Regions from separate parts of the Homo sapiens genome. Here region 1 is linked to region 2. Evidence: read pairs that join two places in POLR2A ChIA-PET (ENCODE). Cell type or tissue: MCF 10A. All regions are shown on one strand.

Region 1 (5,000 bases), 62 kb after region 2:
CAGAAGGCACCATGCCATCTTCCAGGTGACAAGGGGAGAATTTCACAGTTCGGTCATCAACAGTCTTTTCATCATCTTCTCTCTCTCCAGTTCCTGCCGGAGTGTCTCTGCACTAAAAAAAAGTATGTGACAAAATAGTGAGACAATCCCTCAAAAATTGCAGAAGCAGACAGCTTAAGTATCATCTCCCAGGTTCTTTCCTGATCTCAGTGTTGGACTTTCTTTTTTAGACTCCTTGAGGACTATCTACATTTGCTAGCATTTCAGTGATCTGAAATTGGCTACTTACTGGTTTCTCAGTCCCACCATGCTGAGAGTTCCTGGCTGACTATATGTCATTCATCTCTAAACCTCCAGAGCCTTGCGCAGTATCTGGTGCATGGCAGCCACTCAGTAAAGTGTTTTTTTTTTTTTTTTTTTTTTGAGATGGAGTCTCACTCTGTCACCCAGGCTGGAGTACAGTGGCGTGATCTTGGCTCACTGCAACCTCCACCTCCCAGGTTCAAGCGATTCTTCTGTCTCAGCCTCCAGCATAGCTGGGATTACAGGCACGTGCCACCATGCCAAGCTAATTTTTTGTATTTTAGTAGAGACGGGGTTTCACCGTGTTGCCCAGGCTGGTCTCGAACTCCTGAGCTCAGGCAATCCACTTGCCTCGACCTCCCAAAGTGCTAGGATTACAGGCATGAGCCACCAAGCCCGGCCCTCAGTAAAGACTTTTGAATGAAGATGTCCAGGGGTTAGATTTATTTAAATCATGCTTTAAATTGGTTTCATGTGCATTTTCTCCCAGGCTTTCATTTGATGAATATCTGAGGGAATGTTGTAACAAATAATTAATTATATTTTAATGAATCAAATTGAATGAAGTAAAATTGGCTGTTTTGAGAAGTTGCCTCTGACTTTTTGGACCTCAGGTCCAGTTGCATATCTATGTAACCTGTCTCCACTGTTTAAACACACACACACACACACACACACACACACACACACACACACACAGAGTAAATACACATCTTTTCATTGTTTTTAGTTAGAGATGGGGCCTTGCTATGTTGCCCAGGCTGGACTTGAACTCCTGAACTCCTGGCCTCAACTGATCCTCCCACCTCTGCCTCCTGAGTAGCTGGGATGACAGGCACGAGCCACCATGCCTGGCAAAATACACATCTTTAAAGGCACTAACCAAGTTTAATAATTTCATTCAGGGTAGAAAACAAAGTTTCTACTGTAGCCAACAAGGCCCTACGCAGTCTGGCCTTAACCCACAACTTCACAGGCCTCCTCTATTGTCATTCACTCTGCTCTGGCCACGCTGGCCCCTTAAACTTCCGTAACCATGTCAGGCACATGCTTCCTCAGGAGCCTTAGCACTGGCTGGTTGCTCTGCGCAGTACTCCTCCCAGGTATCTGCAGCTTTCTCTATAGCCCTTTTCAGGGCTCTGCTTAAATGCCACCTCATTGAGGCCATCCCAGGATACCTTATTGCCATTCACAATTTCATTTTCCTCCCTATCCCTTGTCAATATCACACACACGCACACACACACACACACACACACACACACACACACACACTCATTTGTTGTCTATCTCCTCTAACAGCCTACCCTTGTAAACATTTTTTTTTTTTTGAGGCAAAGTCTCACTCTGTTGCCCAGGCTGGAGTGCAGTGGTGCAATCTCAGCTCACTGAAACCTCCACCTACTGGGTTCAAGTGATTCTCCTGCCTCAGCCTCCCAAGTAGCTGGAATTACAGGTGTGCACCACCACGCCTGGCTAATTTTAGTAGAGATGGGGTTTCACCATGTTAGCCAGGCTGGTCTTGAACTCCTGACTTCAAGGGATCCTCCCTTGTGCTGGGATTACAGATGAGAGCCACCGCACCTGGCCCCTTTATAGACATTTCAATAAATACTTACAGAATAAATGAAAGAATGTAGGAAAGGCCTGTACGTGTCACAAACACAATGAACCTAGAGTCTCCCTGGTTTCCCTGTCACCAGAATTACCTGTCGGAACCTGCTGACCTGACCTACCTGGCTGCCAGAGAAACAGGTTTCCGGGTGGTGTAAATGGTCTGCACTGTGGAGACGGTCTCTGTCAAAGGCCTCAGGGTCGCTGCTGGGATCAGCGGGGAAGTCGGGCCAGGACAGCACTGTAATTTACTGTCTCTGAAGTCTGCCTGGAGAAGAAACAGGAAAGAGGAGATCAATCTCAATTTGGGTTCCATTTTCACACTGTCAGTTGCTCCCTAAGCCTTACTCTACAGTTCCTGTTCCTTTTCACTACCAGCTAAAATCGATTGTCATTTTAAGTGATTTTACTTTGTGCCAGACACCATGCTAAGTACTTGACACATATTAACTCTTGACAACCCTTTAAGGTAGCGATTATATTTCCTCACATCTTAGGCACCATCAGTTGTAAGATGCACCATTTTTGCATTTGCCAATCAGAAAGAAACATGTAGCCATTTAAACTTTGTCATGCCCACTATCAAACTTTGTCATGCCCAGTAGTAAACATTCTGATATCGGGAAATGTTAAAAGGTGAAAACAAATGTATATTTTAAAACTGATTTTATGGGGGAAAGTGAGGCTCAGAGAGGTTAAGTAATCTGCCCAAGGTCACACAGTTAGTAAGTGTTAAGAACAGTACTGAGAACCAGGGCTAGCTGACACCATAACTGGGGTTTTTCATTACTGTAGCAGTGGTTCCCAAAGTATGGGCCCCAGACTAGCAGCATCAGCATTATCTTAAAACTTGGTAAAAATGCAAATTCTCAGGCCTCACCCAAGACCACTGGGACCCAAGAATGCCTGGGGATGAAGTCCAACAATACGTGTTTCAACAAGACCTCCAGGTGATTCTTCTGGAGGAATTACAATAAAGCTTCAGAACTACTGGTCTAGAGTATACTGTCTCATTTGGAGAGGATAATATATTCTTGTCATTTTCATTATATAGCAAACTATTCTGTTTACTTGTATATAGAAAGCTTAGAAGATATATAAAAGTAGATCAGGCCGGGCACGGTGGCTCACACCTGTAATCCCAACACTTTGGGAGGTCGAGGTGGGTGGATCACCTGAGGTCAGGAGCTCAAGACCAGCCTGGCCAACATGGCAAAACCCCATCTCTACTAAAAATACAAAAAATCAGCCGGGCACGCTGGCGCACGCCTGTAATCCCAGCTACTCAGGAGGCTGAGGCAGGAGAATCGCTTGAACCTGGGGGCGGAGTTTGCAATGAGCCGAGGTTGCGCCACTGCACTCCAGCCTGGGCACAGAGCGAGACTCTGTCTCAAAAAAAAAAAAAAGTAGATCAATGAAGAAATTCCATAATTCCTTACTGTTGCCATCAGTATATTTCCTCACAGGTTCTCTCTCTCTTCCTCTCTTTCTCTCTCTCTTTCTTTCTTTCGACAGAGTCTCACTCTGTTGCCCAGGCTGGAGTGCAGTTGGCACAATGAGAGCTCGCTGCAGCCTCAACCTCCTGGGCTCAGGTGATCCTTCTGCCTAAGATTCTCAAGTAGCTGTCACTACAGGTGCGTGCCATGCCTGGATAATTTTTTTAATCTTTCGTGGAAACAGTCTCACTATGTTGCCCAGGCTGGTCTCAAACTCCTGGTTTCAAGTGATCCTCCCACTTTAGCCTCCCAAAGTGCTGGGATTATAGGTGTGAGCCACCATGCTTGGCCATTTAGTATTTTTTCAATGCATAGTTTTTGTTTGTTTTATATTTTTGATAATACCAGCTATATATTTTATAACTAGATTTTTCATGCTAGTTCTTGGCCCTGACCTTGGAGAAACTTATTACATGAGTTTCTAAAGAAGACACTCTGATCATCAAATGAGCAGTATCTTCTTTTTTTTTTTTTTGAGTTGGAGTTTTGCTCTGTTGCCCAGGCTGGAGGCCACAATCTTAGCTCACTGCAACCTCTGCCTCCCAGGTTCAAGTGATTCTCCTGCCTCAGCCTCCTGAGTAGCTGGGGTTACAGGTGCCTGCCACCGCACTCAGCTAATTTTTGTATTAGTAAGTGTAAGTGTTAAGAACAGTATTCAGAACAAGGGCTAGCTGACACCATAACTGGGGTTTTTTTTAGTAGAGATGGGGTTTCACCATGTTGGCCAGGCTGGTCTCGAACTCCTGATCTCAGGTAATCCACCTACCTTGGCTTCCCAAAGTGCTGGGATTACAGGCATGAGCTACTGCACCCAGCCTTTGATGCCATTTTTTATTCTTTCTGAAAAAAGAGGAAAATTTGCACTGATGGTGCAAAGGTGATAGTAAGTAAATGGGGCAGGGCCTTGGCATGAATTGAGGTAGTGGCACCAAACTGTACTAGTAGTCATTGTGTTCTTGATTGCCATATACTTCAAGTAAAAAAAAAAAAAAAAAGCCAGTTTCACTAAAGAATGACCTTGAAGAAGCAGTAAAAATTACATTATTAAATCTCAACCCTAAGTATCTGTTTTTTAATATTTGTTGAATGAGGAAATGAATGAGTGAATGAATGAACAAGCTTCCACTGGAACAAAGCAGGTAACAGAAGGACAGAGCCAGATTAGAAAGAAGCATGTAGAGCAGAAATCTGGCCAGAGCCAGGCAGGGCTCCCCACCCTAGATGGACCAACATACTCGGCTGAGTATGAGCAGAGACCCAGTTAATACACCTGAATACAAAGTAGAAACTGGTTTTGGGATCAAGCAAGAGCCCAGCTGTTGAAACCCAGCTCCATCAATGCTAGATCGACTGCCAGACCAACTTTGTGCAGAGCTTCCCAGCGCTGCTAAACAACCCCTGTCACTGTCGCCAGGATAGGTCTGGAGGCCTGTGGAGAGGCCAAACCTGCAGAAAGTTCAAGTGTCATGATCTTGGCAGGAAGGAGATGAGAACACTACACACAGGGGTGAGAAAATTGAGAAGCTGAAGCCCATGAGCTTGGCTTCTGTTACCATCTACCTGTCACTGCCTCCCTAGTCATTGTTT
Region 2 (5,000 bases):
GGAGAATCGCTTGAACCCAGGAGGTGGAGGTTACAGTGAGCCGAGATTGCACCATTGCACTCCAGCCTGGGCAGCAAGAGCAAAACTCCATCTCAAAAAAAAAAAAAAGAAAGACGTATATCTCTAAGTGCTAATAAGGAAAGATGGCCACAGTACAATGATAAATGAAAAGAGCAAGGTACAGAGCTATATGTATGTTATCTCATCTTTGTTTTAAAAAACAAAAAACAAAAACCTTCTACTTTATATGTTCACATGGACAAAGAAATGAATTTAGGAGCCTTTACATCAAGCAGTTAATAGTAACATCTGAATAGTGGGAATAGTGGTAGAGAAAAGGGATAATTCGGCCGGGCGCGGTGGCTCATGCCTGTAATCCCAGCACTTTGGGAGACCAAGATGGGCAGATCATGAGGTCAGGAGTTCAAGACTAGCCTAGCCAACATGGTGAAACCCCGTCTCTACTAAAAATACAAAAATTAGCTGGGCATGGTGGCAGATGCCTGTAGTCCCAGCCACTCGGGAGGCTGAGGCAGGAGAATTGCTTGAACCCGGGAGGCAGAGGTTGCAGTGAGCCAAGATCGAGCCACTGCACTCCAGCCTGAGTGACAGAGCAAGGCTCCATCTCAGCGGGGCCAGGGGCAGGGCGGGGGAAGGAAAGGGATAATTCACTTTTACCATACAAACTTCTGTTCTGCTTATGTTTTTTCAAATGTAACAAGCATATTTTACTTGGGTCAACATTTTGAATCACTAAATATCCTTTAAAATAACAAAAATAAGGATTTGTACATGCATGTTTCACACACAATTTCTAGTCTAGGACCTCTTAGGAGTTTTTTAATTCTTAAATCTTCACTAACACGGAAACATGAGGTTAACAAGTCAACTTTATATATGTTTAGCCTCTGAGCAAACCTATTCAAGTGTGAATTTTATTCCAGGCATTAAATCAATGAGCCACAGTTACAGATAAGAGGGCATATTTTTCCAAACTTATGTTCTCCAAAACAACATGTCCTTTTCAAAATATACATTCCATAGTCGTTTTTATAGCACCAATGTGCTAGACACTACATAAGACTGCATAAAATTTGGCAACATTTACTTAGCACTTCAAGTAAAGGGAACTAATAGGCAATCACATTTTCCTTTCATTTCACACGATTATCCACATATACTTTTCTGGTTAAAAAACATATTAAATGTAGAAAACATTAAGTAGAGACTCTGCCTTTTCAACCATCTTTGTTTCATTTATTGTCATCTGGGTATTAACTGGAAAAACAACTTGGTTGCTTCTGTTACATATTTTTGCAGAACAGTTTCCCAAGCTTTTTTTAGAGAGAATAAAACTACAGGAAGGGTGCAGTGGCTCACACCTATAATCCCAGCACTTTGGGAGGCCAAGGCAGGGGAATCACCTGAGGTTAGGAGTTTGAGACCAGTCTGGCCAACATGGTGGAACCCCGTCTCTACTAAAAACACAAAAAATTAGCCGGGCATGGTGGCAGGCTACTCGGGAGGCTGAGGCAGGAGAATCACTTGAACCCGGGAGGCAGAGGTTGCGGTGAGCCGAGAACGCGCCATTGCACTCCAGCCTGGGCAACAAGAGCGTAAATCCATCCCCAAAACAAAACAAAACAAAAACACCACAACTACAAACCTCCTCCCAAGTTATGGAGCCACAGCCCTAATCATAGCCTCAAGCAGCAACTGCTTCAGGTCCTTAAATTATCCACTTAATTCTAATGTGAAAACCATTCTCTTTGTCATATGGCAACTTAGAGTCAACATTTTTATATTCAAAGTCTTTAACTGAGAAAACTAAGCACTAGAAACTTTCCTCTCCTTGTTTCTTGCTGCCAGGCAAGCAGAAACAAACCTAGAAATGTGTTTAAAAGTAGAACGGTGTCAGCAGTGAATGGCTGACTAACGTCCACTGCTGAAGAGCCTCTTGTGATGTGTAAAATAGAACATCGTGAAATCTTAGAAATTGTTCAAGCCAACCCCTCACTTTATGCAATTGGGACTGAATGTCCCAGAGGAGGGCCCTGGTCTGCCCAAGGTCACAAAGTTAGTTACTGGCAGAGCCAAGTTTAGAACTTCAGGTGTTTTTATCTTTCAGCCACTACTCTCTCCACCTCCTGCTTCTTTAAAAAGATGGGAACAATGGGATCAGAGACCACAGAAAAAACAAATCTATTACTACTGCAAAAAACTAAATGGTCTTCAAATTCTCCACCAAGTCTAAATTAACAGAATGAGGAAGATCAGAATGCCCCCCAACAGAGAGGAATGGTGGAGCAGGGCACGCCATCAGCTTTTTCAAATTTACCTTGCACAGCTCCACCATGGGAAGATGCCAAGAACTGAGTAACATGTGAACCTGGTGCAACAGCTGATTTTTTTTTTAGGTGTTCTGAAATCACTTACTAAGTCAGTGCAATCTCCTAACATATTTGAAACTGCTGAAAAAGAATTACTCATCCCATAAATGATTAGTGTTTCACTTGTAAGAAGCACGGAGTTTTAGGAGACTGAAGAAATCTACAAGTGACATGAAGAGGAACTGAACTGGAAAGAAAAACTAGTGACGAAGAAAAACATAGGTCCAGGCCAGGCGCAGTAGCTCATGCCTGTAATCCCAGCACTTTGGGAGGCCAAGGAAGGTGGATCACCTGAGGTCAGGAGTTCAAGACCAGCCTGGCCAACATGGTGAAACCCCGTCTCTATTAAAAATAACACAAAAATTAGCCGGGCGTGGTGGGTGCCTGTAATCCCAGCTACTTGGGAGGCTGAAGCAGAATTGCTTGAACCGGGGAGGCAGAGCTTGCAGTGAGCTGAGATCACACCATTGCACTCCAGCCTGGGCAACAAGAGCAAAACTCCGTCTCAAAATATAAGAAGAAAAAAGAAAAACATAGGTCCCAAAGACACTAAAAAGGAAAATTGATGGGACCTGGAAAACTGCATAGATATAAAAATAAAAGGGAAGAAAGAAGAGGGACGAATAAGGTTTCTAGATGACTAGAATGCTGATATTTTTCTGATTTTTTCCTAGTAACTGGAATCTTTTTTTTTTTTTTTTTTTTTTTTTTAAGACAGAGTCTCACTCTGTTGCCCAGGCTGGAGTGCAATGGCGCGACCTGGGCTCATTACAACCTCTGCCTCCCGGTTTCAAGCAATTCTCCTGCCTCAGCCTCCAGAGTAGCTGGGATTATGGAGTCGGCCGTCACACCCGGCTAATTTTTGTATTTTTAGTAGAGACGGGGTTTCACCATGTTGGCCAGGCTGGTCTCGAACTCCTGACCTCAGGTGATCTGCCTGCCTCGGCTTCCCAAAGTGCTGGGATTACAGGTGTGAGCAACCGCACCTGGCCTACAATCCACTAAAAATAATTAAACACAATGTATTAGGGAAAACTTTTTAAAAATCCTTATTGAAGGTTACTACAGAGTTTTGATAACAGCAGGACTTCAACTGCTGCTAGGTCTATTGAATGCCATTTACTGACAGCATCAACAGTTCTCTGAATTAGTTTTCTCACATATGAAATCCCTCCCTCCTAGCTCATAAGACATTGAGAGAATGAAATAACACCCATGTAAAAGAACCTAATCTAGTGCCTGGGACATGGCAGATGCTCAAAAGTTGGATCTTAAATGGATGAACTGTCAAGTCATCAAAACAGGGATTCGCTTAAAGGTAACTTTTCTCTCTGCCTCTCTCATCTATACTGCTCTTCAGCAGCAGGCTCATGGTTAAAGTAGCCTAGAAAGCATAAAGACCATGTTCTATAACCAGACAGCCCTGCTTGGGCTCATAAAGCCAAACCGCTGTGAACTGTGGGATGGAAAAGGTCCAGAGTGGGCCTCCTGCCCAGTCACATAACCTACTTTCACTTAATGCCAGGCCTTAATCTGCACTTTCTTTCTTATTTTAAAAGACTGGGGGTGGGGGAGGTCTCACTATGTTGCCCAGGCTGGTCTCAAACTCCTGGGCTCAGACAATCCTCCTCCCTCGGCCTCCCAAAGTGCTGGGGTTACATTAAGCCACTGTGCCTGGCCTTTAATCAGCACTTTTTTTTTTCTTTTTTTTTGAGACAGGGTATTGCTCTGTCACCTAGGCTGGAGTGTACTGGCACAATCTCAACTCACTGCAACCTCCAACTCTTGGGTTCAAGAGATTGCCTCAGCCTCCCGAGTAGCTGGGACCACAGGTGTGCGCCACCATGCCTGGCTAATTTTTTGTATTTTTAGTAGAGACGGGGTTTTACCATGTTGGCCAGGCTGATCTCGAACTCCTGGCCTCAAGTGATTCACCTGTGTGGGCCTCCCAAAGTGCTGGGACTACAGGCGTGGGCAACCCCACCTGGCCTTAATCAGCACTTTTGGATAAGAGCAAGGACTCCTTGTCTTCTCAAGTACACCTCACCCCCATCCAACCATCCATCCTTAAGTGCTGCTTGAGCAGAATGCAATTCCATGCCTTGTTTTTCTTAAACTCAGATTGACCTGAAGGTTCTTTCAAATTTAGCCCTTCTACCACTCCCTACTCACAAATACTTAACTCATACTTTTATGTTGAGTTTGTTTTTTTTTAACCCTCTCTCTTTTTCCTTGCTCCCAACACTTGAGCCAAACAGCTGAATTTCAAGGTTTTTTTGGTTTTTTTTTGAGACGGAATTTCACGCTTGTCACCCAGAATGGAGTGCAGTGGTGCAATCTTGGCTCACTCCAACCTCTGCCTCCCGGGTTCAAGTGATTCTTCTGCCTCAGCCTCCCAAATAGTTGGGATTACAGGTGCCCACCACCACACCCAGCTAATTTTTTTTTTTTTGTATTTTTGGTAGAGACGGGGTTTCACCATGTTGGCCAGGCTGGTCTTGAACTCCTAACCTCAGGTGATCCACCCGCCTCGACCTCCCAAAGTGCTGGGATTACAGGCGTGAGCCACCGCGCCCGGCCAATTTCAAGCTTTTAAAAAATCATTAATTA

What was found. Peaks named below come from ENCODE experiments on the same cell type or tissue, not always from the same donor. Only the 100,000 strongest peaks of a DNase experiment are listed, where the experiment ranks them.
Region 1: POLR2A ChIA-PET joins it to region 2 with 6 read pairs; 6 of 35 experiments call an interaction of 5 or more read pairs at or near these places.

What each region holds. Positions count from the first base shown.
Region 1 is chr9:109,174,512-109,179,511 of GRCh38, forward strand. EPB41L4B (erythrocyte membrane protein band 4.1 like 4B) reads right to left here. Exons shown (of 26, transcript NM_019114.5): 25 at 2,040-2,185; 26 at 1-112. The coding sequence ends at 43. Among named protein-coding and RNA genes, the nearest start is that of FRRS1L, 9.8 kb to the left of the region's middle. In MCF 10A, no CTCF peak of the experiment used is centred here; no DNase peak of the experiment used is centred here.
Region 2 is chr9:109,112,448-109,117,447 of GRCh38, forward strand. All of the region lies in intron 1 of TMEM245 (transmembrane protein 245), which reads right to left. Among named protein-coding and RNA genes, the nearest start is that of TMEM245, 5.0 kb to the right of the region's middle. In MCF 10A, no CTCF peak of the experiment used is centred here; a DNase peak (open chromatin) is centred at 2,444.